Regions from separate parts of the Mus musculus genome. Here region 1 is linked to region 2. A link is a loop called in an ENCODE intact Hi-C map of the cell type or tissue named here. Cell type or tissue: heart. All regions are shown on one strand. Each heading gives the region's core, and the rest is flanking DNA. Links, peaks and the distances in the headings are about the cores only. Region 1 overlaps Cald1 (caldesmon 1). Region 2 overlaps Cald1 (caldesmon 1).

What was found. A loop is a pair of places that touch in the nucleus more often than their neighbours do. Peaks named below come from ENCODE experiments on the same cell type or tissue, not always from the same donor. Only the 100,000 strongest peaks of a DNase experiment are listed, where the experiment ranks them.
Region 1: a loop joins it to region 2, with 2.5 times the contacts of the local background. A loop is called at or near these places in 2 of 42 quality-filtered maps.

Annotation. Positions count from the first base shown.
Region 1 is chr6:34,605,811-34,621,396 of GRCm38, forward strand. All of the region lies in intron 1 of Cald1 (caldesmon 1), which reads left to right. Among named protein-coding and RNA genes, the nearest start is that of Cald1, 15 kb to the left of the region's middle. In heart, for the core only: no CTCF peak of the experiment used is centred there; no DNase peak of the experiment used is centred there; H3K27ac peaks cover 1,848 bases.
Region 2 is chr6:34,701,306-34,716,891 of GRCm38, forward strand. The region is part of intron 3 of Cald1 (caldesmon 1); the gene reads left to right. Gm38787 (a long non-coding RNA gene) reads right to left here. Exons shown (of 3, transcript XR_868972.2): 2 at 11,536-15,586; 3 at 10,990-11,262. Among named protein-coding and RNA genes, the nearest start is that of Gm38787, 24 kb to the right of the region's middle. In heart, for the core only: no CTCF peak of the experiment used is centred there; DNase peaks (open chromatin) are centred at 7,456, 8,206 and 8,946; H3K4me3 peaks cover 2,287 bases; H3K27ac peaks cover 2,500 bases.

The DNA.
Region 1 (15,586 bases), core at 5,949-8,448, 96 kb before region 2:
GTTGTGTTAGTCACAAGATGCAGAGAGCAGGCAACAGCAGTCTACTGTTTGCTGTGGTCTATTGGCCTCACACACAGCAGAATCCCAGTAAATATTTTTTGAGTGGAAGAACAATGCATGAGTTGACCAAGGTCGTGTCCTTTGTTAGTGGCAGAGATGATTCTGGATCACACAGCTTTGAAGTGCCAGGCAGTTCCCAATAAGAGAAGATGCTCCACTTCAGAGATTCACAGGTTCAGCCTGCCTGCATCCGTGGTTCTTAAGCAGCCTCGCAACCAGACTCAATTTCAGAGCCTTTTGACCCAGCCCTGGGGTTTCCAATTCAGTAGGTCTTGCTGGAGTGGGGTCCAGGCATCTGCAGTTTGTAAAAGCTTCTTCCAGGCTCTCATGAAACATCCTGCCTCAGAAATAATTCTGGTCACTGGTGTTTACAGTAATTTATGGCACATGATGGAGTTCATTATTCCTCAGAAACCTATTTTTGTTTAGATGATCCCCACCCCCACCCCACCCCTAAAAGTTACAGCTGTGGATCCCAAATACTCCATTTTGCCAAGCCTCTTTGGAAATGAGCTGAAGTATTTATCTGAAACTCCTCCATCTTCCTCTATCCTTTTTTTTTTTTTTTTTTTTTTTGGCTAAGCACAAAACTATCACTCCCATAAGGTCGAACTTGCTGATGAGATTTCCAGTGTTTGCTTTTGTAAAGTTTGCACTGGAAATGTGGGAAGAATAAAATTTCTCATGGTGTTTCCACGTCTCATTCCAGCCACTGTTACTAAGTGGAATTTAGGCCTTGGGGGAGGGGCGACTCTGAGAATTTTTCTCTTTATAAGTATTTATGTCTTTGAGCGACTTTAAAGATCAGTTACTTCAGCTAGTTCCCTTAGCAGAAAAAAAAGTTTATTCTCTCTCTCTCTCTCTCCCCCCCCTTCCTCCCTCCCTCTCTTTCTCTCTCTCTTTCTGTGTGTGTGTGTCTGTCTGTCTGTCTGTTCTCATGTCTTTCTTCCTTTCCTTTTTGTGGTAAGGATAACAAATCCCGAATGAGTTGCATCCTGTACTCCACATCCCCAATTCCCCCAAAGTTGGAACTTGCACAGCCCCTGGTTTAGATGCTCTCTTAGGAGGCCCCTTTAGGAGCAGTTGGGCAACAAGGGACAAGTTTGTTTTTGCAGGGCAGAAAGTTCACCTTAAGGCTCTTCTGGCATTCAGTGGCTTGGAGTAGAAAGACTGTACCATATTCTGAGCACGGTATACACATACAACATTCACTGAAGATTTTACAGCATAATTTCTCATGTGATTGGCCTGGTCCAATAAGATTGCCAGGATTGGGCTGGTGAGGTGGTACAGTGGGCAAAGACACTTCCCTCAAGCCTGAAAGCCTGAGTTCAATTCCCAGTATACACATGGTAGGTCAAACCAACTCAGCAAGTAGTCCGCTGAACGCCACACATGCGCCATGACGCGTGCCCCTTCCCCACACAAATAAAACGTTTTTTTTTAAAAAATGTAATTGAAAAAAAAAAAACGGAAAAAGAGATAGCTAGGATCAGTTTCTGTTTTTGCACGAAAGATGTTTGCTTTACAAGAGCAGGTACTTCCGGTGTGCGCATGGGGTGGGGTGGGGTGGGGTGGGGTGGGGTGGGGTGGGGTGGGCGGGCAGGGGCGGGGCAGAGCTTTCGGAAGAGAAGCTAAAAAGGATTAGCTCCTCCCGTTGTACCCAGCATGCCCTCTCTCTGTCACTATCCTCTCTTTCCAAGTTCAGAGTAGCTCCCCAAATTGGAAAGTTAAACTTTCAAGAATTTTGAGAACTAGTTGTAAAATATGACCAGTATTTTTAAACTGACCATATAAGCTCATTATTCTGTATATAATATTAAAATATTATATTAAAAAAATCCACCCCTTCCTAATTAGCTCACTATATTCTGCTATTATTTGACCTCTGATGGTCAGTTTTATCTGCTGAGTCTATCCAATGAAAGCGCATGTGATGTTAGAAGTACTAATTACAAACTACATTGAACATGGTTGATACTATATACAATACTACACGTTATTGGTAATCTATTGTGCTTGCCCACGGAGGCTCTCTGCAGGCATGTGACTCTCTTTCTAACCCCTACTCTTTGCCACACACTTCCTCATATTGCTTCTCCTTGACCTCCATGTAGATGGGAGGAACAGGGTTGATTTCTTTAATGTTTGGGCTTTCCAGGAAGGAAGACAAAGACCAGTAGATACAAGTTTTAGGACATCCTGATTCAGGTTGGCAAGCGTGCATTCTAACTGGGGCTGTCTCTGAAGCATGGATCTCCCTGCTTTGCAGAAGACAGCCTCCACGATCGTCTTCACCTGACCCATTTCCTTTACCCTTATAAATGGGCCTGGAGCTGCCTTTTATAGTTGAAGAATTCATTATGTAATATGGTTAAAGGGTTTTTATTGTTCCTAAGGCTATGTGGTTTTTATTTTTTTTTATAGATAGATAGAATTTTTTTCAATAATTTAGACCTGGAATGGGAAATGGAAAGAAAACGAAGAAGGGGAGGGAGGAGGAAGATGAGGAGGTGGGGGTTAAGAGAGAGAGAGAGAGAGAGAGAGAGAGAGAGAGAGAGAGCACTGGGATGATTGACTTGAAGCCTTAGGGCTCTAGGACGAAGTTTCAATCTGTCCATTACCCTACTGGCTCACTGTATGTCACAACTTTTTCAGCAAAGGCCATCTGAGAACAGCAAAGTAAATTAAATAGCTGGCCCCAAGTGACATAAATGGCAAATGGCATAGCAGGAATCAGTGCCACTCCCTGATTCCAACCCTATGGCTGTCTGTTCTGTCTTCCTGGGAAAGTGAAGGAAGCCAGAGCACAAGGTTTCCATAAGCAATCATTAGAACTTGTCATTGAGCCATACTGCAGTTCAGCTAGACAGACAAGCACACTGTCACTCCCTGCCATATAAGGAAGCAGAACTAAACACCATGCCTTACACTACTGACTCAAGTCAGTTGCTCTGCTCAGAGGCAGGCGGACCTGGAGCAACTAGGAAGAAACCAAAAGTGGGCTGTCCTTGGAAGCCCAAAGATGTCAGCAAATGGGTTCTCTGCCCGACCAAAGGGAAACACCCTGGAATTAGGTTCTGAAGGTTTCTGTGACTTGGACAAACATTGTAGCTGTTTCGGTGATTGTAGCTGTTTCAGGTGTTCCTTTGTGTCAAATTTAGATGTTCAAAAGACTGAGTTCGAGGTCAGCCTGGTCTACAAAGTGAGTTCCAGGACATCCAGGGCTATACAGAGAAACCCTGCCTTGCCCCCCCACCCCCCAATGAGAACTGGATGGACTGTTGAGAGCTCTGCCTCTGCCCAGCTGAAGTTAGGGTCCCCTTGCCTTGGTAGCCACTCCCACTCCCCACAATTCAGCACGTTTGTGCCAGCACTCTTCAACTTTATAATCAATCACAATCAGAACTTAAGAATGCAAGTCTAGTAGCCAATTTCATTGGAGAAACTGAGGCACAATTATCTGTTCAAGATCAGCTGGTCTAATCTTGCTGCGAAGAAGGCTCACGATTCCAGATAACTCTAAGATAACACATAGTCTCCTCAGAGAAAGTTGGGGGACGGATTAAACAGTCCCTTCAACTCCTCCTAACATGCATCTTTGGTCAGATTATACCTGGGTATTCATCTCTGAGACCTACCGTAACAGAGCACTACAAACAGAAGCCAATTTTGTCGCAGTTCTAGGTTAGAAGGCCAAGGCCAGGCCATCCCCGGGGTTGGTTCCTTCTACTGCAGTGAGGAAGGCTGTGCTCTACCTGTTCCCTCACAACTAGATAGTCCTGTCCGTGTTCCTGTGGCATGTTCTCTGTACGCGCCTGCATCTCTGTCCCCGTCTCCTTTCTTAGAAAGTTTACTGTATTGGAGCCCATGCTTTGGACTGCCCTTTAACTTGATAGTCTCTGTAAAGACCCAAACGTTTGAGGTGAAGGGCTTCGAGCCCCAACGAATGAATTAAACCCAGACTATGCCCCAACTCAAAATCGGGGTAGAAACCTATGCGGCACGGGTTCCGAAAGCCCAGTTGCAGAAGACCCTACTGCTGACGGGATTCTGCCGTCCCTCTAGGTCTGGGGCAGCTTTGCTAGAAGTCGCTTGGCCTTTTGAACTTGCCCTTGAGATTTACTTTTCAGCCTTTCACAATATGAAATTCTGATCTGGTGAAAAGTCAAAAAAGGTCTCCGAAATGACGCACTGAGGCACAGCTTCGCTCGCTGTGGCCTATCTGTGGACGGCTGGGAAACCACAGTGCAGACAGTCTGGTATGCGGCCATCAGGGGTGGGGGAGGGGCTGGTGGGAAGGCTGAGCCAAGGCGGGGATGGGGGGGGGGAAGGAAGAGAGAGAGAGAGAGAGAGAGAGAGAGAGAGAGAGAGAGAGAGATGCTACCCTGGAGCAGCCTGGAGACAGCCACCACAGGGGCTGTGGGGGAGTCTGCAAGAACTCTTTTCAGTCAAATTTACAAAGGCTGATCTCGGCCAGTAACCGTGTCAATACAGGGGAAAATATTAGGAGCCTACACATATTTGTGTTATGAATCACTTTGAGTCTTCGTTTCCCCTGTCTCTTCACTGTTTAAGCTTAAAGGATAAATGCTTGCGCGCTCTGCTTTCGCTGGCCCTCTTCGCTTTATCTACATTTGCTCTGCCACAGTTCATAGTTTGTGTGTCCTGTCTCCTTTTCCGGTTTGTTTCCTGCTGCGTCGTGCCTCTCTTCCCCTTCCTTCTCCATGTGTGTCCCAGTTGCGATCCTTTCCATTAGTCCTCTGGCTCAGGCCAGAACTATCGAGGAGGTGACTGTGCCAATTGTCGTCCAAACTGGGGGACAGGAAGAGCTATTAATAGCTTCCCTAGAATAGCAGTCACAGGCTGGGAGTGCCCAGGCGCACTGGGAGGGAGGGTCATCCTCTTTAGAGTTTAGGTTCTCTCCTCCCTAAGCCCCTCTCCTCTTCTGACTGCTCACTGTTTCTGTGTCTTTCTTTAAAAGTACTTCTATTCTGAGACTTTCACGTTTCCATTCTAACTCATCTCTCTCTCTGCACCCCTTACTGGCTCCCACACCCCACTGTGTGGAACAACCTTTTGCTTTTGTTTGTTTAATGTAATTTTTTTCTAGGGTTTTTTTTTCCCTTTTGAGTCAAAGTTACACTATATATACCACTTGAGAGTGGAGCACCGATGTGACAAGTTGCTTATGGTCTCCTATGAGCTGCAACTCGTCTGTACACCTTCTGGGGTTAGAGCGGTCCCTGCACTGCAAAAGTGCCTAGAGCTGTCATGTACAGTTATTATGTATGTGTATCTTGGCTCTCACAGGACATACTTTCTGTATGTGTACATATGTGCACACTAGAGTTGAAAATGATAATGATATATGGCCTAAAAATAGAAAAATATATAGTCAAAGCTAACTGTATTGCTTTCACTATGTCCTAGTGGTCTACATTGATTATCCTTTTAAAACTGTGTGTGCAATGACTGCTGTGGGTTTAACATGGGTAGAAATAAACTTTTAAGGCAAAAAATATAGAATAAACTTAATAGTCTTAAGTCTCTAAGTGTGTGTGTGTGTGTGTGTGTGTGTGTGTGTAGGCCAGAGGTCAACAGCTGTTACCTTCTTCAGTTTGCTCTCCACAATTTTTTTTAAAGACAGGGTGTCTTACTGAACATGGAGTGCCCTGATTCAACTATGTTGGGAGTTGTAGTGGTCTACCTGTCTCTGCCCTCCCAGTGCTGATCGTACAGGTGTGGGGTGCTATGCTTGACTCTTTACACAGGAAACAGGCACCCACATTCAATTCCTCATGCTTACACAGGAAGCAGTCTACTAACTACACCATCTGCCTAGCTCTTCAAATGGGATTCCACTTGTGACCAGTCCTGGGCAATTTCTAGATTGTTCTGAAAAATCATTTCAATTGTCAAGATCTATGTTAGACTTGCAGTTGCCCAAGGACATTCTAAGCTCCCCTGTAGCTAGGAGGGGAGAAACAAGAACATGAGTCCTTGGAAAAAATCAGTTACTGAAAAATCAGTCAGTAGCTGTCTGAAGTACTCAATGGCCCACAACTATGTCAGCTGCACGGAGCCATTCTCATTTGTTAGGTACTTACTTGGAGATTTTGACCAAAAAACTTCCTCCTCCTCCTCCTCTTCTTTTATCAAGCATCCTTAAAATTAATGAATGAAGGAGGCAGTAAGATAAGGTAATTTAGGAAGGAAATGGGTTCTGTTGAAATTGTTCCTTTCCTCCTAGACCTCTTCCCACTCTTCCCCCTGGTGTCCTCTCCTCCTGGTTTCTATTTCTTCTCCCATTGAGATTATGGTTGCAAATGTCCTGTGGCCATCGGGCCACCTTCTGCTCTAGTCATGTTGTTTACAAATATCCTTGTATGGAGATCGATGATACAAAGCTCTTCCCCATAGTCTCCAGGGATGGTATGCAGCTGTAGAGCTGGTGGGATAGAAATGTCTGTCCCTCGGCCTGCGATCTGACCACATAGGATCAGCTAGCCTGGAGCTGCCTGCCCATCTGTGTTAGTACAAATAGGAAGTGAGGAGGGTAGGAGTTTGGCGGTTGTTTTATTATTTTTTTTTCCATTTCATTAAACGTCCATGTCTCTCCATATTTTGGCTTTTACCCTTGCTGTTAAAAATACAGCAGTTGTTCTTTCCACTGGGAGTAGCTACACCCTGATAATTCCTTTTCAAGGTGTCCCTGGCCAAGGTCAAGCTTTTGGTGCCTGGGCTCACATTTTGCAGTGGGCTCAGGTTCCAGGTAATGGCCTATTGGGTAAGGACCTTCCTCCTCACCACAGCTGTATGACCCTCCTGTCTTCTCTGTACCCGACTCCGTGAATGTTCTTTAGCCTAACCCTTCCCTGTAATGCCCGCATAGGGAGCAAAGAGCTTTCACAGCAAAAGACTCCATGCAGCATGGTGTCTTCAAGCCCAGACATGGTTTTCTATCCTTTTCCCTTTGTAATCTGAAGACCCCGGGTGGCTTGGGCGGTGGGAGTAAGTCGAATAGAATTCAGTTTGGACTGAAATTCCACATCTGAGGTTTCCAGCAGCTATCCCACATGTGACAGCTTCAGCAGACTCCTTTGTCTGGGGGGCCGGGGGGGGGGGGGCTCCTACTCCAGGATCAGGCTTCTCTTCTTTCTACCTGTTTAAAAAAATGTGAAAAAGACGCAACGCATGCTTAGTACAGAGAACTAGAAAACACAGAGGGTTACACTGTCACTGCTGATACTAAGATCATTTCCTCTATATACCTACGTTTTGGTTTTTTTAGTTGGCACGTGACTTGCATGTGTTTACAGCCTACCATATGCTGATTCAAAGCACATAATTCAATGCATACACAACATTAAGGTTCTGGTTTTACTCTTGTCTTTAACAATCAGTGGTGACAGGTGTGGGCCAGAGAGGCCGCTCGGTGGACAAGGCACTTGCCATGTGTGGGTGAAGAGCAGAGTTTGCATCCCCAGTACCCACATAAATGCAAGGCGGCTGTGCCATGTGCCTTCTGCCAGGAATTCCAGTGCTCAGGATGGGGAGACTGGGATCATCCAGGGCAAGCCAGGCTAGCAAGAATGAGCAAGCTTCAGGTTCAGTGAAGGGAGGTCAAGAGAGACCTTAGATGTCAACTTCAGGCTTCTATGTGCAGTTGTACCTCTGCGCATGGGCACCCGAACAACCGTGTGCTTACACACAAGGGAAAGGGCACATGGACACTGCAAACACACACCATATTAGCAATCACCTTTGGAAGAAACTCTGCTGCAAAGGGACAGTTAAGGCAGGTTAGCATCTGATTCACGATGTTTCCCTAACACAAACATCAGTGTGTATCTTCCTCTTAAAGCTTTGTATGTGTCCAATGTACACAGTGAACAACAATAAAATCTTCAGAGTCTTGCTGCACTCAGTCTTTCATCTGCATTTGAAGTTCTGACACATGAGGCCACATATGCGAATTATTCTCACACTTGGCAGTTGCTGTGATTTTAATATCTTATGGCGGATTTCATTCGGGTTTTTTAAATACTCTAAAAATATAGAATACAAGCATGTTGGAAAACAGTGAATGTGTTTGGGGTTAAGTTCACATAAGCAATCATATGGGTAGGTCTTTTTATTATTCTTTAAATAAAATTTTATTTTGAAATATGTTTAGGTTTTCAGTTGCAAGAATATTACAGAGTTCTCATACCCTGCACCGAACTCCATCCATTGTTAACTTTAGTATGCTATATTTATAACAAATAATGAAATGATACTATTACAGTATTACTAATGAAACACCATACTCTATATGGATCTTAGTTTTTATTCAGTTTACTTTGTTTTTCAAGGCCCTTGGATCAATGTGTGTGTGGTGTTTTTTTGTTTTGTTTTGTTTTGTTTTGTTTTTTGTTTTAAGTGGAAAAATTTAAACATTTTCATTGTGGAGCTATTGTTAGAACCCTAACACACAAGTGAAAGCCACACAAGACAACCCCTTTCTTGAACAAATGTTTGCTGCCCAAGCCATTTTCTTGAGGGATTTCCACCTGAAATGCCCTAGGTCTCCTCTGGTCTTTGGTTACCTTGAGACCACCAGCAGATTCCTCTGCCTGCTCCATCCTGTTGCAAGACACCAGTACTCTTTTCCACAACTGAGACTAACCATCCCAGGACCACACACACGCACACCCCTGCATCACCCTCTTCCCGCACAGTTGGAGACCAAAACATCAGCGTGAAAGGTGGACTTGGCTGAGCTGTTTAAGTTTCACTCTTCACGTTTGTATGACATCAGAATGTTACTTGTGAAAGGTTGGACACTAAGAGAAGAAATGAGGTAGAAGAGCTAGCTGGTGGTGAAGAAGGAAGAGGGAGTGGGGGTACTCGGGGTGGGGCATCCATGTTTTGTCACATCTTGAAATCAAGGCTTCATTAAGAAAAAAAAAGGAACCTACTGTTAACAAATATGCCATAGAAGTGTTTGCTTTCTTGAAAGTATTTCAAAGTTAGCCATCCATATGTTGATCTTTCAAATTGTTTTTGGACTGTGAATTAACAACAGAAACTATCCATTGAATCCTGTTTATACCTTTGAGCGAGTTGGTGGCATTGGTGGGTGACTAGACTGCTTGTGACGTTTGGCCCTTATAGCAGAGGGCTTAAACTAGGTGTGGTCTCTCTTAACTCTGAAGTTGTTTGGTTCAGGGTTTCTAGCCTCCAACATAATCTCATTGCTGTGCTTTACTTCAAGGCGCTCCTTTAATCTTTGTTTCCACTGACAGATCACTTGTGGAAGGAGAAGAAAAAACTAAGTGTGGTTCAGATGTTGGATACAAATGAGCTACCTTCAAGGGATCAGTTACTTCATTTGCAATACTTGAATCGATACTGTGTAGAGATGGAACCCAATGTGTGTAGGCGCCTGAATAAAGATGAACCTATGCTAAGATGAGGAAATGTGTCTTTGTATCCATACCTTAACTGTTGGGGAGATCTACTCATCAATAAGTCAAACAATATTCTTAACTAAGAAACCTTTCCTAAATCTAATAGTAACAGTATCGGGATGCTGAAATAACTAGTTTGGCCTTAGTAAAAAGGTGAGAGACACCTTTCCTAAGAGGGGGATTGAGCCAACTCTCAAACAGGAGGCCATCAGAGTCAGGGAAGGGAAATAAGAGCTCAGGTCTGGGGTGGGAATGGTTACTGGGTCTGGCACATCTGTTTTGGTCTTTTCTGTTCCACATGTAGCTATATAGTTTACATAAAAATATCTCCCCAGAGAATCAGAAAGAACAGATTTATGGAACCAGATGTGAGTTAGCATTTCTACAGGTGTGGTTCTGCCGCTGAAAGAACATGTTGTACCAGGGATGGAGTTTCTTCTTATGTAATCAATATAAATTACCACCCGACTTTACAGAGCTTGGTAAAGCAAACATGTGCCATTCGGGCTGGCCTTCTGCTATATAAAGAGACCTTGATTCACCTGGAGTCTAATGTGAAAAAGTGTACCATTCAATATGTATGAACGAAACTTAGTAAAGAAGATCACAGCTATGATCAAGCAAAGCTCTTCCAGCTTGAGTACGGGGGGGTGGGGGGGAGTTGTATTAGACAGACACTGCATTTAATGTGTGTCTTTCTTCATTAAGAAAAACAAGAGATCCCTTATAAATATGTGTGAAGTCTCTTGATATTTGATAGGAAAGGACTGAGGGCAATAATAATAATATCAAACCCAAGCAACAACAAAAACCAGAACATAAGAACAGAGGTACACTAATGATGAGAAAAGTTCTTTAGATGGACAGAATTGGGAGGAGGAGGAGGAGGAGGAGGAGGAGGAGTCCTTAGGTAAGTGACAAAGCCTTTCTACAATTACACACAAAAAGAGAATTTTAAAATTCTGGACAAAATAAACAGGTTGCTAGAAAGTAGATATTATATCAGTAAATGAGTTAACACAAATGTGTTGAGTTTTTTTAAGTTTGCTGTTTTTACAATAAACAAAAATGAATATTTTCACTTGATGATGTATAATTTGCTTAAACCCTTTCAACTCCAGTTTATCTTGTATTCAAATCTATTCCTGTTAACTTTAAACCTTTTCTTCATTAAATGGTATAGAGGTATTTTTCTAATACTTCAAATTGTTCGCTTTGCTTTTTGTTTTTCAAGTCAAGGTTTCTCTGTGTAGCCCTGGCTGTCCTGGAACTCACTCTGTAGACCAGGCTGGCCTCAAACTCAGAGCTCCATCTGCTTCTGCATAAGTGTGGTCCACCACAGAGGCAAACTTTCAAACTATTTAGATACAAAGTAATTTAGTCTTACTTCTATTTTTTTAGTTCTTCTTTTCTTGGATATTCTCTGATTCCTTGGTTTTTTTTTTCCTTTCCTTATTTTTATTTACTTCCTTTAATTGACTAAGGTGTGAACATTCCATTCCTATTTTTCTTCAAATGCCCATTTATTTATTAAGAGAAATAGTCTTACTAAATAACTCCTGGCTGGGCTGGACTAGGCTGGAACTTGCTGTGCATCCCAGCCCAGCTTCAAACATGAGGTTCTCCTGCCTCATCCTCCTAAGTGTTAGAATGACAGGTATGTAGCACCATAGCTGGCGTTGTTTCTTTTTTAAAATTTAACAAGAAAATATGACAAAGCACAGATTTTACCAGCTTTTAAATCTGTCCTATTCATCTGTAAGCTGTCATTGTTTAGTAATCTCTATGCTTTGTTTTTAAATCCAAGAGGTTAGTTACCGGCATATCTATCCATCCATCTATCCATCCATTAATCCTTCCACCTACCTAAAAGAGTCACTACTTACAATGAGCCACCAATATATCTTAGTTGATATATACCGTTTATCTTTACTTCTAGCAAACCATTCATCTTTTTCTGGGCACAGGCTCCACCCCGACCTCAGGGCTGGGTATCAAACCCAGGGCTGTTTGCTTGCTGGGCAAAGGCTCTTCTACTGAGCTAAATCCCCAACCCCTGCATACATGTTCTTATTTATTCTTTTGAAATTCTTTAAAACACAATGTGGGGCAGTAAATTATTTGAGCTTCAGAAAAATGGATATTTTGGTTTCTTTTTTTTTTTAGAGTGTATACTTGAATATTAGTTTATATGGATATAAAATATTTGCTTGGAACTGAAGACATTTTGTTTTCTTTTAACAAGTATTATTTAAAGGAAGTTGCCTGCCATGATAGTTACTCTCTTCTCTAACAGTAAAGTTTTGTTTTCTTTTTTATAGTTTTTTTGGTGGGGTTTTGTTGTTTCCATTGACGCTATCAAGTATTACTTGGGGGGGAAGTATCATTTAGGGGTACTAAGAAATGTGATATTGGCTAATTTTATCATTGTGTGAATATCTTAGAACATAATTAAACAAACTAATATGGCCATGATGTCACTGAATGATATAATCTTGAGTAGAACCATTGTATGCATATTGATTAAATGGCATTATATGCATCCACACACTTGGATAGTAAAGTTTCTATATGAAATAATATTAGAATTTAAATATACTATATTTACATTGCATTAGAAAATCTCAATTGCCTTCCTTGCAAAAGTTGAAAAAGACACACTCACTTTGGAGAACAATTTGATAATGCTTCACAAAGGCAAACTTATACCTAGCCTCAGGCTCAGAAATTCCACTGCCAGGGTCTTAATCAAGATAAATGGAAACTCACACACACACACACACACACACACACATGATTAAGGTTATTAGAATTCCCTATTTTCTTACTATTTGCCCTATTTATTTCTATATCACTGTTCAGGTTGCTCATAAATTAAATATATCTATTTTTAAAAAATCCTATAAATAAAATTAAACTATGCATGACTTTGGCATAGTCTACCTCACACAGTGATTCATCCACATTGTTACACACACATTGAGTTTTCTTATTTAGCTGATGAAAAAAAACAATGTGCATAATCTATTTCCCATTGTCCTGTTAAGGATCACTTAAGTTTCAGACTGATATAATGTAAATAAAAATACTGGGATATTTAAATATTTTTACTTGTGTGAGGTGTGTGTGTATGTATGTGTGTATGTATGCAAACATACACTTTTATTTACCTTGAGTAAAAACTTAGAAATGAAATTTTTGTGTAAGATTATATAGATACCTAACCTTGTAAGAAATTGCCAAAATAAGTTCCTGTTATTTTCAACTCTTACAAGCAATACGTAAGCATCCACTGGGTCTGGGTTTTTTATGTTTTGAGTATTTAGTCTTTTATATTTAAACCATTCTAGTGGTTTTCTCTTGTGGTTTTATTTTGCACATGTCTAATGACAAATTATCAATTTTAAAGTTTTATTATTTATTATTGCTATTATGTGTGTGTTTGCAAGATCTGTGGGCATGGGTGAGCACGCCATGGTGTACATGTGGAGGTGGGCTCTGATTCACTTTTGGAAGAAGATGCTAATCAAGTTATTTGCAGAATTTTAAAATGGAACTTTGTTGTTGTGTTTTGCTGTTTGTTTAGACAGGGTTCTACCCTGTAGCCCAGGCTGATCTCAGACCTACTATGGAGCCCATAGCTGGCCTTGAACTTACAGTGATCCTTCTATCTCAGCTTTTCAGTGTTGGCATGCCATCATTCCTGGCTTAATTTTAATCGGAGTTATTTTGAGGGAGTTCATTATACCCTTGGCTAAAAGTCAAAGTTATATGTTATGCATATTTTCTTCAAGACAGTAACTCACCTTTCCATGGTTTCAGTAGTTTTTTGATAAGCCAAAGCTTTATATTTTCATGAAACTCAATTCGTCATTTAAATGTCATGACCAGTGTCTTTTCCTTTCTCTCTGGGAAACATCTGTACACACCCAGAAGGCAAAAAGTCTCCTGTTTTCTAAGAAGTCTCATTATTTGGGTGTTTATATTTAGCTCTGTATCCTGGAGAAGATGAATATTTATACATAGCACCAAGTAGCCACTGAACCAAATTTTCCCATTAGCTTACCCAACTGTCCCAGGTCAATTGACTGTGAGACCAGCTTTCTCGAGTAACTGTGTAGGTTCTTCTGTTGAAAATGTACTGCCTCCTGTAGAGGTATGCTCTGACTTCTGAGGTTCCTCTGTCTGTTGTCTGTTCCTAGGCTGAAATCATAAGGTCTTGATGGGCTGTAGCCTTGGGAGTGAGGCATTACATGCTGACTTTGTGTGCATTGTTATTAGTTTTGAGATAGGGATTTAGCTCTTTCATATGACTTCTCCATCCAACACACCACCTTCCTCATCCTTCAGACATCATCCTAACACGTGACCCACTGCTCCTACATGACCGCATGTGATTACTTTCAGTTATTTTTATTACTACTTCCCTCTTACCTCCCCCACAATTTCATAATCACTCCACTTCTCTTAACTTAGATTAGTTTTTGTTATTACTAATTCCCCAAGAGTTCCTGTTGGGATATTATTATTATTGTTGTTAGTATTATTAATTATGATTATTAGAGATAAACACATCAAGAAATTTGTCAGCAATTATCTTTCCAAAGGTATCTTTTCTGAGAACTTCTTAAAAGTTTCTAGGTTTGTTACACAGCTTGCCATTCTAAGCCTTCACTTCTCAATCATCCTAGGAATTTCCTTTCTAGGAGTGAAAGGAATTTCCTTTGTATGTGGGTGGAAATATGAACCCTCCATTTCCTGGTCCCCACTCTCCCTCTTTCTTTATACACCATTTTGACGGAGATCACCCAGAAGATTCCCGGACATGTGTTCAGTGAAGAGAATATTTTTAAGGACCTAATTGTCCAGTAGAATTCTAGGCCAGTGTTGGGGCTCAAACATGGCATGGGTGACCACTGATTCCCAAAGAAAGCATGTGGAAGTAAGGGTTAAAAGACAGGGAAGGATTTTACTTTACACAATAGAGATGAGATTAAGCATCTCAGCACATCCTCCGGGTATTGACTTGAGCTTTAGGAGGAACTGGGTCAAGGGGCAAGACATAAGCCTTATTAAGTAGTTTTGGTCAGGGTGTGGTCTGGTTGATCATTATCTCAGTTCTGGTTCTGCAAGATGGCTTGAAGAAGTCCTTATTGCTTGAGGGGACAATCCAGTTACCATGAGATGATTGCTTCTGCTTGGAAGTGACCTCATCCTGGGTGGCCTGCTGTGTCTTGGATTCCAAGGTGACTGCAGGCTTAGGAGAGTGAATAGAGACATTTGGGGGGGGGGGGGGTTGGAACAGGAGCTATAAAAGCTGTTAGAGTCTTCAGTTACTCTGACCTTTGGCCTTGAAGGAAGATGAAATGAGTGGAGTCTTAACAGTTTATAGATGGACACTCGGGGAGTGATCAACATGTCCGAACTGAACCCAAAGTAAAGGAGACAAATACAGCATGAAGACATGGTTGTCAGGTTTTTATCCTGCATTTAGTTACCTTGTGGGTCTAAATAAAAACTCTGTGCTTTTTAGCAATGCACTTGCTGTGCATTGGATATATCTATATCTTTGCCTATCTCTATATATCTGTATTTATTTATACTACACACTTAAATAATTATTTGGCTGGACATAGAATTCTAGACTGTAAAGACAGCCCCTACAAATTTTCCAGACATTACTTGTATTTTTTTCATTACTTCCCCAGTTCCAGTATTGATCTTAGTCTGATGTCATCTTGATTACTGAGTATTTGGTGCCTTATTTTGTCCCCTTTCCTTCCCTTTTAATCTCAGTATTTCAAAACTTCATAATAATATGGCCTAGTGGTTAACTCTCAGACCTGAGCCAAGTCTCACTGGGTCCCTGTGGCTCCTCCGAGTGCTTCACACCCCAACCCCTTCCGTACACCTCTCCCTCCCAGGGCCTGGCCTTAAGATTTTCTTCCCCAATCCTGATCCCTATAGAACTCTGCCATTTTGTCCATGGCGTCTCTCTTGCTCTCTCTCCCCCTCTCATCTCATGGTCCGGTTTAGTCTGCCCGCCATGATCAGTCCACACTCTTCCCTCT
Region 2 (15,586 bases), core at 6,802-9,301:
ACTGTCTTTAACTCCAGGTTTATGGATCCATTGCCCTCTTCTTGCTGCCACAGGCATCACAGTCATGTGCTCATCCCACCGCCCCCCATGCACGTGCTCATTAAAAGTAAAAATGCATCTTTAAAAGTAAACAAACAAATGAACAAATGGACAAAGAACTCATTTGCCTTTTCTGCTTTAAAAGTCTGTTTCTAATCTTCTGCCATAGAATTCTCCAAGAGAGGCACCTGGAAGTTCTGCAGGAGTGCTTCTGATGAAGTCAACATATAATGTTCAAACTATACTGATAGCCCAGCCTGAAGCGAGTAGAATCCAGTTGTGATTTAGCAAGTTTAAAGAAAGAGAGGTGAGAAGGAGCTATCAAGCTCAAGCCGAGGTTGGGAGCAGGCACGTCAGAACACCCAGCTGACATGGGCTTTCCATCCCGGGCTTGCTCATCAGTTAACATCAGGAGTCATCACTCAATGAGAGATGCTGACCTGGGCCTCCCTTGGCATGGGCTGAAGTATTCTTTGAGCTCATTTTTGTCCCTGTTTTGATTCTATATTGAGGAGGAAGTCTTTCTGTAGCTTCGCAGACTTATGGGTTGGGAAACAGGAGCTATTCTGGCCAGAGAGTGAGCTCTACAGAGACTGGAGAAATAGAACACTTCTTTAACCTTCGTTAGTCGACATTATGATACATAGAGCTGTCTCTGTCACATGCCATCAGCCAACTTCCCCGAGACCTGTACACTCTGGAACTCCCAAGATTCAGTGTCTAAAGCAGCAGAGTTTCTAGATTCCATAAAATGCCAGCTTGTGGCTAACTTGACGCAGTGACTCTATTTTTGTCCTGCTTCAACCCAGGGAACATGTGTCAAATACTTATTGTCTGTCTGGTGTCATAATTATGTAATGGCCATGTGATATGTTGTTATAAAGTAGGAAACACCTAACATATAAAACAACACATACAATTATATGAAATGTCATCCATACAAGATGCACAATGACTAGAGTACCCATAGTATTCAAAACACACAGTAGACTATTTTCTAAAAACAAATATGCTTTAATCTAGGTCTGAGTTCCATAAAAGAAATCAGTGTTTTTCAAGACCTTATATAGTGTCAATGGAAAAAAATCTGGATTTGATTAGAGTTATAAAAGTCATGTGTAAATTTAATATCCAGATATATAAACTAACCACCAGAAAAAAACTACTTGTGGTTATAAGACTATCTAGATACTTTGAATAAAAGTGGTCCACACCAATAATTCAGTGGCTTCTTTGAAGATAGGACCTTTTCTCCTACATTATAGTATATCCTTAGCATCCCTATGATCAACTCATGATTTCTTTTGCAATGTAGTTGCATCTATATACAATAAATCTATAATCTACAATAAATCACTAAGACCTAGAATCAATTTCCTCTGTATGAAAGTCCTATATACCTCCTTCCCTAGAGTTGTACAATGTGGATGATGAACAGCATGCTAAGGGTGGTTTTCACTGAACCAGTACCACGGTTTTGTAACAACCATTCATCCAAGAAACCTTTTTAAAAGATGGTTTGAAGTCAGAGGACAACTTGTGAGAGCTGGTTCTCTTCTTCCATCACCTGGATTCCAGGATTGGAACTCAGGATGTCATGTGTTAGGCACTTTATCCACTGAGCCATCTGTCCTGACCAGTAGTAGTCTTAGATAGAAATTTTCTCTTCCAAGAGGTAAGGAATGAGAAAAGGAAAGGGAAAGCCAAAGAGAAATTATGTTGAACATACAGGTGGAAAGGTTTGTGAACGTCTGGAAGAGCCAAGGCTGGTGCCTCCAATAAGGCTCTTCCTAGAGTCTTAACAACCATGCCCATCTCAGGGGTCCATTCTCTTCTTGGCTCCTAATGGCCTCATATAACAGTTTGGCCTTTCCAGTGAACCCTGGCATCTGACGTCTACAGAACCTGGCAGATCTCAGAAATTTCCATACCTGCCTTTGGGTTGATGGGACTGGGATGCTAAGGATGGTTTGCCTCCGGGAGTCTGACAGAATGAGTTGGCTCCCTTGAATATGTACCCCAGATAGGTAACCTCAAGTTGAAAAAGCTGGGCCTTCTTAGCAGACACTCTGTATCCAAGTTGACTCAGTTCCTGTAGCAGGTCTCATGTCTCCTCCTGGCATGTCTCCAAGTTATCCTTCCCAACCCTCCCACAATACATACTGGAGCATAGTTATTTGGGAGTGGGCCCACTGTTACTCAACCAAGTCCTTATGCAGTGACTCTGCAGAGGTGGTGGGTGAGTTCTTGAATTCTTGAGGCAGGTGTGTCCAAGTCAGATGTTCCTTGAAGTCTCTCTCTGAGTTTTACCATTCAAAGACAAATAGAAGCTGTGGCAGTTTGGTTAACAAAAGCTATGTTCATAGCTGACTAGTGCACTTTAGCTTCTGGGTCAAAAGCAGTATAGGTTCTATAGGCTTCAAAAAGTCTTTCTAGATGTTTCCAGGGACTCTGATTCTTTCCCTGCATTGCCTGGCTCACCTTAGATAAATCTGTGGGCTGTCTGGCTGCCCCTCAGAGGCCCCCTCATCAGAATCTGGCAGAGAAAGGGGGAGCAAGGCAGGGGGCCCGAGGCTGACCCTCCTTTAGAGGAAGAAGGGTAGAGAGTGGTGAGGCCTATAACTTTCAGTCCAGGTGACCCCAGTCTTTACCCTGTAAATGATAGGAAGATGGAAAGTCCCCTCCTTAGGCCATAGTGGGCCATTCATTCCTGTAAGAAATGGTTAGTTTTCAGGGACAAACAACCAGACCTAAGTGTCTGTGACTTGGCAAAAGTCCTTAAAATAGTTCAGGATCAAGCCTGGTGAGGTGATTTGTGCCTGTCCCATCCTAGGAATCAAAGAAAAATTTGTATGAGAGGACAGAATGCACAAACAGAGTACACATAGACACAGAAGGAATCAAAGAAAAATTTGTATGAGAGGACAGAATGCACAGAGTACACATAGACACAGAAGGACATTCTCAGGGAAAGCAAAAACAAAACAAAAGGCTATCTCAGACAGTCTTCCTCCCTGCTCTTGGGAGGCCCATAGATCCATAGCTAGTTCAGAATCCAGATGAGAACTAGGAAGTTCTCCAGTTTCTGGTAGGGGTTTAGGAGCATTCTCCATTGCCCCAGCTGGGTGACAAAATATGCATCTGCTTTGTCCCTCTTGGTTTCTGGATTAAATCAGAAACAGAGTTAGAGCAGAAACAGAAACACAGATATGGATAAGACAAAAGGCAACTAGGCTCCCAGTCTTGCTGATTAACAAAACACTCCACTATTTGGATCAGGGTGTCTCCAGGGAATCCCAGACAAGCCCCCAAATGTAAGGTTACATGATTCGCTGAAGAATGATACCGTAGACTCAAATAGTATGTAAAGACAAAGAGTGTTTTAGTCTGCAGAAGTCCAACATGCTGGGGTCTCCCATTACCGGAATAGAGAGACAACCAAGTGAGCTTGCAAGCCTGAATTAAAGCACATTAGGAAATTCTGGGGTAGATGATCTATGTTAATCTGTTGGATCCATCTCTAAGGACATTCCATTACCAGGGTGTGGGGGCTGGAAACTTGCTGGGGAGGTCTGGAAAATGTTGCTTAGGAAGTAGCTGAGGAAGTCTGGAAACAGCTGCTGACCCATTGTCCTTGCCTCAGGCCAGGTGGTGGGGCAGCTTCTGAGGCCTGGACTTGTCTGGATTGCCCAGTTCTTGGAAACAGAGATTTAGGTCTAGCATCCTTAACTGTCCATTTAAAGCCTATCATGGAATCAGCCTAGCCTTCTCAGCAGGAAATTATCTTGTCTCAGCCTCTAACACTACACTCTGGTAGTTCTCCTGGTGACCCTGTAGGATGAGACACAAGAGGAGAAAGGTGGCTCTGGAGAAAGATACAAGAAGCAGACAGACCCAGAAACAGAGCCACCTTCTGGTGGGGAGGAAGAAGGTGTTGTCTGAGGGACCCACAGAGGCACTGAATTCTTGAAACAGTTTCTGAAGTTACATTACCCCACACTATGCATTCTTGTCACAGTGTTTTTAATTCATGTTAGCTTATCTTAACTTAAGAATAAGATGTGAATTAAAAGGTGAAGAGTTCTTACTGCTTCTATTCTTGTCTTAATGGAGTCTGTTTATAGATGTGAATAGAGCCATTTTAAATAATATGACTTTTAGTACCTCTTGTTTATGCAGGATATCTGCCTTACCTGCAATTAAAAGACAAACAAACAAAAAGTCCCTCTGTTCTTGGGAGTCTGCAGTGGGCTGGTTCTCACAAACTCACGGATATCATGCAGGACAATTATGAACTTCACTATGGATCCTATTGTTTGGCCCTGCCTCCCTCTTCCAGAAAGTCATTTGAAGAGGATTTTCCATTATCACTGGAGCGCACCCAGAGTCTCTGGACCAAACACTGGATCTCATGTCCTGTGACATATATAACCTTTGGAGGCACCAAAGGGGCACAGAGTCCTTCTTAGTTCTTCTGAATTCTAAAACCATCCAAATAGAGACAGAAGTAGGAACAACAGCTTGGTGTCACTCAGGCATCCAAGATTGGCCTACACTCCGACAGACCTTGTGGAAACAATTGGTGTCTTTCAGCAGCCACCATTCTGTGGGCACAGACATGCTGCACTGGGGCTGTGCTGAAACTAAAGTAATGAAAAGAAAGCTGGAGATGTAGTTCAGTAGTAGAATGATTGGTAAGGACCCATGTTCAATCCCCAATACTATCACAAAACCAAGTTTCTTAAATTGTTACCTTTGCCTCTCAAGTGGGTAGATTTCTGTACACAATGGACAGATCTGTATGCATATGTGTATATGTATGCATGTATATGTGTGGAGGCAACTGTGCTAATGAAAGGGCATGCACATAATGTGTGTGTGTGTGTGTGTGTGTGTGTGTGTGTGTGTGTGTTATGTGCATGAAGGCAATGGACACAGCACTCCCACACATTTTTTCTCTTCACTATGGAATTGTTTCAACATAGCTGTTCTTAAACAACCATTACAGCCTAGGAAGTCTGGAATAGATCATGTGGCCCAGGCTCCTACCTCCATGAAGTAAAGTTATTTTTAAAATCATATTTTATTAATAAAGGACCACCCTGTGGTGGGAGCTGTTCTTTTCGACCATGCTGACCTCCATCAAACCTTCCCAGCCCAGAGTCTCTTTGATGAAACATTAAACAATAGAATGTGCAGAAATGAAAGCGGCTATGAGCAACCTGAAGATTAGTTTGCTCTAGTTGGAGTCCTGACCTGACATCTTATACATGATGCCTACTGTCTTGCTGAATGACTGGTGGAGTTGATGATGCAGGTAGTTGGTCATCAGGTTAGCTTTCAGCCATACTGGTTCTGTAGGCTTGGCCTTCTCTGCCAACTCCCCAAGCACATATGCCTGAACAGAACATGTGCCCACACTCTCAGCTGGTTTCTCATCTTTGCTCCCTCCACTCCAACTACTGGCTCTCTGATGACTGCTGGGAAGTTGGTGCCCATCCCAACTCTGTTCTGAGCTTCCAACTGTCTTATTGCTGCTCTGCCTATCTGCCTTTTATCTGCCCATTGCTGGCCTCTGTGCTCTCTTTGTCCCTTGCTGGTGTCTTCTCCAGGTCTAAGACTCTCTTTTCTCTTCACTATTCTCATTTCTGTGCCTTATAAGGCACCATGATATGAGCCAGTAAGTTTCACCACTGTGTACTTAGGTTAGACAGACCCACATACTCTATATACTTTATATTGAAAGCAGGAAGCCAGCCTGAGACTATTCACATGGTTTTCCTTTTCCTGTCTCTACACCTACAGAGATAAGCGGGTGGATATTCTTTCTGTGATTGTTCATTAGTAGATCTTTAGCACATGAACACTGGAGCAGAAGAATAACTGCATCCTTGCACTCCACCCCCCAGTTAATGTAGGAGTATGTGTATGAGAGAGAGAGAAAGAGAGACAGAGACAGAGACAGAGACAGAGAGACAGAGACTGAGACTTAGCTTTTAAGAATCACTTTTTTTTTTAAATCTCTAGGCTACTGTATTTTATAAACCTGTTCTGGGTGTGTCAGAACTATATTTGCCACTCCTCAGAACTAGAGTGTGTAGGGATGGGAAGAATCAAGAGGTAAAATGTATTCATTTTATAAGATTTATAAAGCTCATTCATCAGTCAGGCCAGTTTTCTGTGTTTTACTTCTGTAGCAAATAGCTACTGGTGTGCTGGCTTTCAGCATTGCAGACGTACCTATCCCCAGGCCTTTAGACTTCTGACACACATCCCAACAGGCTCTAATCTAGGTGGTGGCTCACAGCATTCTCTTTGGAGGCTGTAAGGGGGAATTCATTTCCTGGCTCCTGCACGGGGCCCAGAGGCATCACATTCCTGGGCTTTTGCTCTCCTTCCTCCACAGCCTGGCTTCTCTTCCCTTTCTCCAACAGGCCTAGCTCCCTGTGAGCTCAGGCAGAAAGCCTTCTGTTTTTAAGCCTCATGTGATTAGACAGAACACACTTTGATATACCAGGGCAATCCCCTCTTTTCCACACCCACTCTTGAATCACATCTGTAAACTAACTTGGAAAGAGGCAGACACGGAAGATAACATATTGTCGTGTTCTGAGGATTAGAGAGTAGGGCGTGGAATCTTGAGAGAGGGGAACTGTTTTGCCTCCAACAGCAAGTCCCGGAATTCTATAAGCAATAAAAGAGAACAAAGTAACATTTGGTAGGAAGGAAAGGCAGCAGGTCATCTTGGTATACATTTTACAGTCCATCTCTGGAGAGAAAATGAGATGATCCTGAAGCCTGAAGCCAGTCATGTTGTGTAAAGACAGCCACATCTCAGGTTGTTTCAGTGTCTTCTGCCCTCCAGTTAATAGGTTGAGTGATAATCCACGCAGTCCACAGGATACACGTGTAGAAATAATTACATTTGGCATTTACTGACTCATACTTAGCAACTGTGGCACTGGCGACAGCATAGGGGTTAAGCAGGGAAAAACGTTGTCTAGCTATGTGGAATGAGGAGACTTAGCTCAAATGAATTAAAGCTGCTTCAAGGGAGTATGAAGGGAGTTAGGTAGATCTGCTCTCTGGCACTGATTGGAGTTTTTAAAAGCTCTGTTCTTATCTCTGTGTGGCACAAAGCTGTCCATCAGAGATCTCTTCCATTCTCCACCAAGGCCCCCTAGGACAATTGCTTCTGCTATTTACCCAAGGAGTACCTGGACCCTATGGGGCAGGGACCAGAGTTGTTCTGATTTGATAGAAAGTTGGACCCTCCAACACCAGGGCCTCTATTGCTATCAGAGATGAGGAAATGTATGCATAACACAAGCCAAGATGGGGTGTCATCTCCAGATATAGTCAACACCGCTCCTTTCCTCAGGGGCTGGAATTTGGCGGTGTTCCAAGCTGTTGGTGACCAGCGCTTGGCGATGAGATCACCATCATAGTGCCACCGATGCAGAAGGGCCTGCTGCTCTGGCAAGCGCCCAGGCAGACGACTGCCCTCCTCTCTCAGGGGAGTGCAAACACTAGACACGCTGTAAGGTCCAGCCCATCACGGAGCAAGACCCTGAACTCTTCCGCCTTTGTGTGTGGTTTGCATTTTTCTGTCATGCTCCTTTTCCTGGATAAAAGGGATGAGGGGAGTTTTTCAGATTTGATTTCTCAGTGGGAACTGTTTGCTTTGGAAGCCACCTACACCAATGCTAATTGAGAACAGAGCACAGGATGAGGGCCTGAGAATGGCAGCCGATGAACTTTTTGGTGGGCTGAATTCTGTTCATCATGTCAGAACTGGGCTGTGAGTACAAGCAGGGGCCACTGTTTCCCAAAGGCTGCGCACTGCCTCAGCTTTCCCCAGTTCGACTTATTACCCTCTCACACATTAGTGATTGATTTCTCTGAGTCAAGCTTATAAAGTCTTCATTGTGATCGTTCCCCGTCATCCTAGCCCCTACAGCCCAGCAATTTAGAGCCTGCAACTCCCCAAGTGCTCTGTATCGTTCAGGTCTAAATCTGATGGGCTTCTATTAGGGAGATTACAGTAAAAAATAACAATCAGCTCTCAGATGATCCTGTGTGGAGGGGAAGGGTGGGGAGGAGTAGATTTGGCTGAGGACAAGCCCAGACTTTCGTCACAGGGACAGACCCAAGTGTTAACACAAAGGGAAGGCAGGCGCATCCTGCTCAGCGCATTTCGGCCACAGATAATATGGCCCGTGTGCTGGCCCAGCCCACACTCTGACCTCCAGGCGCCAGGTCCCCTACCTCAGTCACTCCTGCCCAGACCAGCTGCGGACATGCTTAGCGGATCCGGGTCCCAGGGAAGGCGCTGCCTGGCCACACTCTCTCAGTGAGTTCTGCCCTTTGCCTCTTTGATTTCTCTTTTCTTTCTTTCTCTCTCTTTTTTTTTCCTCTCCAACAAAAGAATTTTTTTTAATTCTGGGAGTGGGGAAAAGAAAGAGCAAGGAGGGAGAGAGAGAGCGAGAGGAAGGCAGGAGTGTGTAAAAACTTTGTAGTTTCAGCTGCGGGTTTGGTCTGGAGTCACTGGCTTTCTGGTTTTCTTCATTTCCATCTTCCTGGTGCCTTAGCAACAGGGGTTTTACCTAGGACCTGGGTTTCTTTCTTCCAAATGCAGGCCACAGGGTATTGTGCTGCTAAAGATCTGCTGTTAATTTAGACCCGAGCTCTCTGCCTCAAAGTCATCCTTTGCAGGGCGCAGAGATTTCACTAAGCCACAGTTGCCCAATCCGTAAAGTAAACAGCCCAGAGCCCTCAGCATACTGACCATCTGCCTGGGCCATAACAAGCCTCAAAGCATATGCTATTGATCAGGGGGGCTGTTCAGATAACACGAGGGTTCTGCGGCTTTAGAAACGTGGAATTCTGGAATGTGAAAGTGAGCGGGGCCTCTGGGACCCTTTGGGGGTGATGCTGTCTTTCTACAGACACAGAGCCCAGAGGGATAACTAAGCTTACCAAAGCCAGACAACAGCCCGCAAGGATGGGGCTCCTCTGTTCCCTGAGCAGAGGAGGCCTTTTTTCGCAGTAGTGTCTGTGAGGTTTGAAAACCTTAATGCGTCCTGGGCAAAGGTAGTGTGGAGGAGTGAGGGGCACCAGATGGCCTTTTGGAGAGTCGTTCCCATTTCTGAGAGTTTTGGCTTTCATTCAGGATCACGGTCACTGGGTCCAGTTGCCCCAGAGCTTGTGCAACCGTTGGTCAAATAAGCAGAGGAGCTTGGTGGGGTCCTAGAAAATGAGAGACCTTCACACCCACAGTGTTTGCAGCGGTTTTTGGTTAACCAGGTTTTGTTGTTGTTGTTTTGGTTTTTTGAAGTTGGTCACTCAAATGGGAAAGTTCAGGGGGACCTGGGAGATGGTCTATACAATTCAGTGCTTGTTAAACTTTAAAAAAAAAAAAAAACCTTTTAAGGAGTCCTATTGTGTAACAGGGGTGTCTGGTGAGTTTGAACTAAAGCTCTGAATCCCCATCATATTGTCTCATCATAGCCCATTGGGTATCTTCCGCCCCACTCTCCTTCCTACCTCCAACCCAGCTCCCATCTGTCCGTCCTAAAGCTTCCTTCGGATCCTAGATCTCCATAGAAAAGCCCAGGCACCACTGATCTTTCCTGATGCCTTTATTTCAGATGATGAAGTGGAGGCCTATGGAGGGAAAGGCCTTGTCCAGATCCCGCTCGGCAGCAGAGCCTGGAATGCTAGGGAAAGGCCTCTCTCCCTCCCCTCTCCTCCCTTCCCCTCCCCTCCCCACCAGCCTCCCTTTCACACCTGGGTCTGGCTCTCACCATCCAGCCTATAGTTCTAGCAATTGACTTTCTCCATGCTTCTCTCATTTCTACTCTGTCACTTCCTGACTTCCTGGCCTAGCACCTGGATGATGGAGGTTTCCGTCCATCTGGTCCCTGGCCCCAGGCTCTGTCCATCCAGTCCCTATCTCAGGCTGCCTTCATCTGTGAGAACAGAGCTCACTTCTGTAATACAGCAAAGTTTTCCTTTGGTATTCCTTCTCACTGTGAGTGCTCCTGCTCCAGCCAAATTAGATGGCTTGTCACCCCCAAACCAGCATGTACAGGCTGTCCACACCTCTTCACACGCTTGCTGCCTTCCTCCCCGCTCTCCACTCTCATAACCTGTGTGCATCCTTTGATTAGTAGCCTGGTGTCAAACATGTCTGTTTTCTGACAGTAATGCATTTGATGGCAGGAACTGTTTTGAATCTTCAGCACACACACACACATACACACATGCGCGTGCATATGGATTCATAGATAAAACTTCATATTAAGTTTTTCACAACTGAAGAACTCTAACTCACTTTCTAGAAATTTCTACTCTGTGTTTCCGTCAGTCATTTGGATGTACACAGGCCTCTCGACCTTCTGCTTTGTAAGGATCATTAGACTAAATGCTAAAGCAGGCGCTCAGCCAAGTGAGCGAGAAATTCCTGTACGTTTCTATCAGACAATTTATCTCGGTTTCATCACCTATGGTGCAAGATTAGCACTGACTTTTTTTTTTCCCCCCGAGGTGCATCAAAATTCCTGAAAACCGAGACCCACGCCTGGGCTGTAGTGTTTTGTGCGTCAGGTGTGCATGGCTGTCCAGTTCTGCAGACTCTGAGATGTGTTCAGTTTGGCCTAGTGAGCTCCTTGACGGACTCGGTCCCTTTTAGCTCAGTGCTTCCCTTGCTGCTCTTTACTATGTTCCCCAAATTCATGGGGTTTTCTTGAGTCGAGATTTCAGGTTTCCTAGAAATACTTCGTTTAGTCCAGAAAGAGTTGTGTTTAATCCTTGACCTTCGGGATGATCAAGCTTTGATGTTTGTGTGACAGCTGTGGACATACACACTTAAAGCTATGGAACCAGGAAAATGGCGTAGTTCATCCTACTGCCGTCCAGGGGAAAGAATTTGAAAACATCGAAGCGAAATTACTAAATGATTGGCATAATTTTATAAGAATTTTTAGAAATGACAGAATAAATGTATCCAAAATGCCGTCGTCAATAGTACTGGGTGTCTGAAGAGATGGCTCAGTGGTTAGAAGCACTGGTTGCTCTTTCAGAGGACTCAGATTTGATCTCTAGCACCAGCATGCTAGCTCACAGTGGTCTGTAGCTCCAGGTTCCAGGAATTCAAAGTCCTCCCACTTCATGGGCTCCAGGAACGCACGTGGTGCACAGAACTACTTGCAGGCAGAATACCTGTACACATTAAAAAGTTAAAGAAATAAAAATATTTAAAGTATTGTTTTATCCAGTGTGCCAGGGGATGTAACATTTTGATTTTCCAATAGGATAGCTTTCCTATTAATAACAGAAAGTATTTCTTTCCCCTCTTATGAGCAACATTACAGCCCATTTAAAATAATTTCCAGTGTCTGGGAGTTGTCATCTTCAGTGTTATTCTTAGATGTGCTGTGAAGCAGAGATACTCACCCCAAGCTGTGCCCACCGCCTCTTTATTGTCACCTTTACCTTCTCTAGAAGCTGGCAGTCAGATTGCTTTTCATGTCCCACTCTGGTCGACAGTAGCCCAGGGTGTCAGGGAAGCCACAGGTTAGAGTGTGTCAGAAAGAAAGGTAACGGCCCCTAGACTGTCTTCTCTTACAAAGAAAGCAGCATGTGTATTTTGTGATTCTTGCTTTGCGTTACAAATTGGATTTGTGTGTGTGTGTGTGTGCGCGCGAGCGCGCAAGAGAGAGAGAAAGAGAGAGAGAGAGAGAGAGAGAGAGAGAGAGAGAGAGAGAGAGAGAGAGGTGTAAGTGTGTGATGTGATGTAAGCCTAAGTATGAGTGTGTGATGTGTGTAAGAGTATGTGTGTGATGTGATGTGTTAAGTATGAGTGTGTGTGTGTGTGTGTGTGTGTGTGTGTGTGTGTGTGTGTGTGTGAATACTGGTGCAGGCATGGAGGTCAGAGGACAAACTTCATGAGTCATTTCTCTCCTTTTCCCTTGCTGAGGCGTGTCTCTCTGAGTTCCACTGCCTAGTGCACTCCAGGCTAGCTGGCCTGTGAACTTCCGGCCTGTTCAGTCTCTGTCTCTCATCTTGCCATAAGGGCACTAGTCTTGCAGATATGAGTCACTGCATCTAGCCTTCTGTGGGTTCCAGGGACCAAACCCGGGCTTGTGTGATAGGCACTTTTGCTGGCTTCACCGTCTCTCCAGCCCCAAAGATGGGTTTTAAGGGATTGAGCTTTCTAGGCCTCTTCTCTGGGGAGGAGTAAAATGACAGTATTCATGAAACATAGGGAAGAAAGGTATAGAATGGATAATTTTGCTTTGCAAGGATTGATCACTCAGTCAAGGCTGTTGCTGAAATGTGATTGTAGGGTTCCTGCAAGCCACCATGGAAATAGTCTTGATTCTCTGAGTCTGTCTCCCCTGTGAATGGCCGGTTCGCCATCCAGGCACCTGGTCACCACAGTGGACGCCGTTTTTTGTGACTCTTCCTCTTCCCTCTCCCCTGCCTTGGTTGGGGGATAAGGCCTCACGTTATGCTGTGTATCCAATCTTTCTTCACCCATCAAAAGTGGCTCTGTAGAGGTTGGTCCAACAAGGCAGGTACAGGCGCAGAGAGCTCAGCTCCCCGACTTGTCCCTGGCATCCCTGGCATTCCTAACTGGGTGGTGAGGATGCATTTCCCACAGGCGCACAGCTGCACGCCTCTGCTCTACTTTCCCACGTACCTTGGGGCTGAAAAGGTGGCTGTGGACTCTCTGGCCTGAAGTCCCAGCTACCATGTGGAATGGTGCTGAAGCTCCAAAACCCAATTTACAAATGAAAGTTTTGGAAAGGCTTTTCTATAAATGTAGCACTGGCTGGATTTGTTTCCAGCCCTAATTGAATTTTTAAGAGGAGTCTTTTAGAATCTGTAAACCTCCCTCACTTCCATCTATTCATTCAACAAATATTCTGAGTTTCCTGTACTAGTTAGTATGTTGTATCGGGCACTAAGAACATTGAAAAGAACAAAGCCCAGGCTCTGTCCCCAAGCTTATGTCATTCTGTAACCTCCCAAACGCTTCATAAGTAAGCTTTGCCATCACCCTTTATCTACTGCCCAAATGTGTGTGTGTGTGTGTGTGTGTGTGTGTGTGTGTGTGTGTGTGTGTGAGCGCATTCGTATGCCTCAGAGAGCCTCAATTCTGAACTAACTCCTGTAAATGACACCATGATCTCAAAAAGTCACTTCAGCCTGCTTCGACATGGCGAGGCCATGATACAGGAGATGCTAATGTCTGCTGTGTGGAAAGGTGAACAGAGACACCCACCATCCATCAAAGTATACAGAAAAACATTAAGGACAAAAACCTAGTGAAGCTGTTATTAAACAACCTTGCTTTCCCAATGAAAACTTAGTATCAGAGGAACACTTAGGGAGACCATGTGTTCTCCATAGAGCCAGGCAAGAGTCCGTATGATGCAACCTCGTAAGTGAAGTTTTCAGAGTGGTATTTGGTTGTGATGTTGTAACCAGCTTTGTAGTTAAGAAACCCAATTAGGTCATCTTCCTCCCCCTCCCCCCTTAAATATTTTTGCTGGTTGTAGAAATCAAAAAAGCAACTAGGTGGTCGTTGGGTTGTTAAGTTCTGAGCAGATTTGTGAAGGGCACACTTTGCCTGATGCTACGTTTTACACCACAAGTTTGATCAACATCAATTTCCTCTGTGTTTAAGGCCACGTTTTATTAAAGGCAACTTACGTTAAACAAAATTGTTTGGTAAGGGCAGTTTAAAACAATAAACTTGTAGATAAAATAGGCTATGTTTTTCTCATCGGTCTTTCACATTTCCTTCCTAATTTATTATCAACCTCATCACATACAGATGCTGATTAAAATGAATGTGTCCTTCAACCTGTGCTGGGTTCCTGTTTAGACTCTAAGTAACTCTGGACATCTCCTCCTTCCAAGCCACGTCTGCCGGCTTTATTTAATTCTCTCTGTGTTTTCCCTTCCCATGGCTGCTTACTGATTGTGTACTTCAGTGTTTTCTTTGACAAAAATGCCCGAGCTGATGAACTTCTTTTGTTTGGGTCCATTGATGCAGAGGTGTTGGTCTCTGATCATTTGGCCTTATGACTTTGGGCCTTTTTTGTGGTGTAGCATCATGGCACAAGTGTGTGGTGGAAGACACGGTCTACAGACTTGGTTTCTGGGAAACAAAAAGACACAAAAAGGCCAGTTCATAGACATTCTCCTGCTAACTTCTTCTAAGTGGGACCCACTTATTAACAGTAGTGCCCCCTCCACACTACAGTATAGCAAGCCTGGGGACCAAGTCTGTAACCCGGGGCTGGTGAGTAGACTGCTTCACTCTCCTTTTCTAGAGTTTCATCCTCCACATGGTTTTGTCCTTCATTTTGAAAGTCTCAGACGAAGGTTAAGATAACAGCCAAGTACGAATGGTCTCCCCATCCTTCAGAGAAGACCATGCACTGGCCGCTTTAGCATGTTAGGAAGGGAAACACTGTATGCATACAGCAGTGGATTCTACCGAAGGCAGCAAGCAAATCACACCCCTGTGGGGTTTCCAGGGGAAGAGAATGAAGTGACCACTATTAATCACTGAGTGAATGATGGTTTAAAGTGTCTCCACACAAGCCCATGTGTTGTACACTTGGTCCCCAGCTGATGGTTGCTGTTTTGTAGGATTACGGAAGCTTGAGGAGGTGGCGTCTAACAGGTCACCAGGCAGGGGGCTGGGGTTGGGGTCCAGGTTTTAGAGGATAGATCCTTGTCCTGGTAGTTTCCAGTTGCTCTCTGCTTCCTGTCCACCACAAGGTGATGTGTAGAACGGCCTTTTCTAGCTCTCACCGCCATGATGTTTTGATGGAACACACGTAGCCAAGCAACCGTGTGCAGAAGACAGTGTGAGTCAGAAGTTACACTTCTTCCCTGAAGGCTACAGCCATAAGAAAAATACCAGCAGCGGATAGGTTGCTAAGTTCACTGTGCTCTGCCTTCTCCACCTGTGGAAAGGCTAGCGGAAGCTAAGGGAACTAGTCCCCACAGCAACGAATCCCGGTGGAAGCTTCAATCAGTATACCACACCCCTGCTTTTGATTCTGAGCATCCCATTTTTCAGAAACCCCAGAGCCCCCGAGGCTGGGGCAAATGCGGTGGAATTGAGTCTGTGATTGACCTGCATTCATTATCATATCCCACTTTTCAGAAAGTCAAGAGTTCTTTGTCTCTGGTTGTACTTGCTTTGTTTAGTTCCCACTAGGAAGCAGGTCCCACACAACTGTCTTCAGGACAAGTCCAGTCTTCAAGGACATTTGCTAAACACTGAGGCAAAAAAAAAAAAAAAAATAGACTTCCTCATTTTTCTTATTTGTCCTAAATGAGGAACACCAGGAAGGAAAGAATGTGGTAGGATGTAAGATGTGTTTGTCAACCAGGGCCGCCAGTTCTTAAGTACTCTTGACAGATGAGCAACATGTATGTTAAGAATCCCGAGACTTGACCATCCTGAAAATCTTGGGTTCCAGTTTATCTGTTTATTAACAGTGTGCTCAGAGAGAGG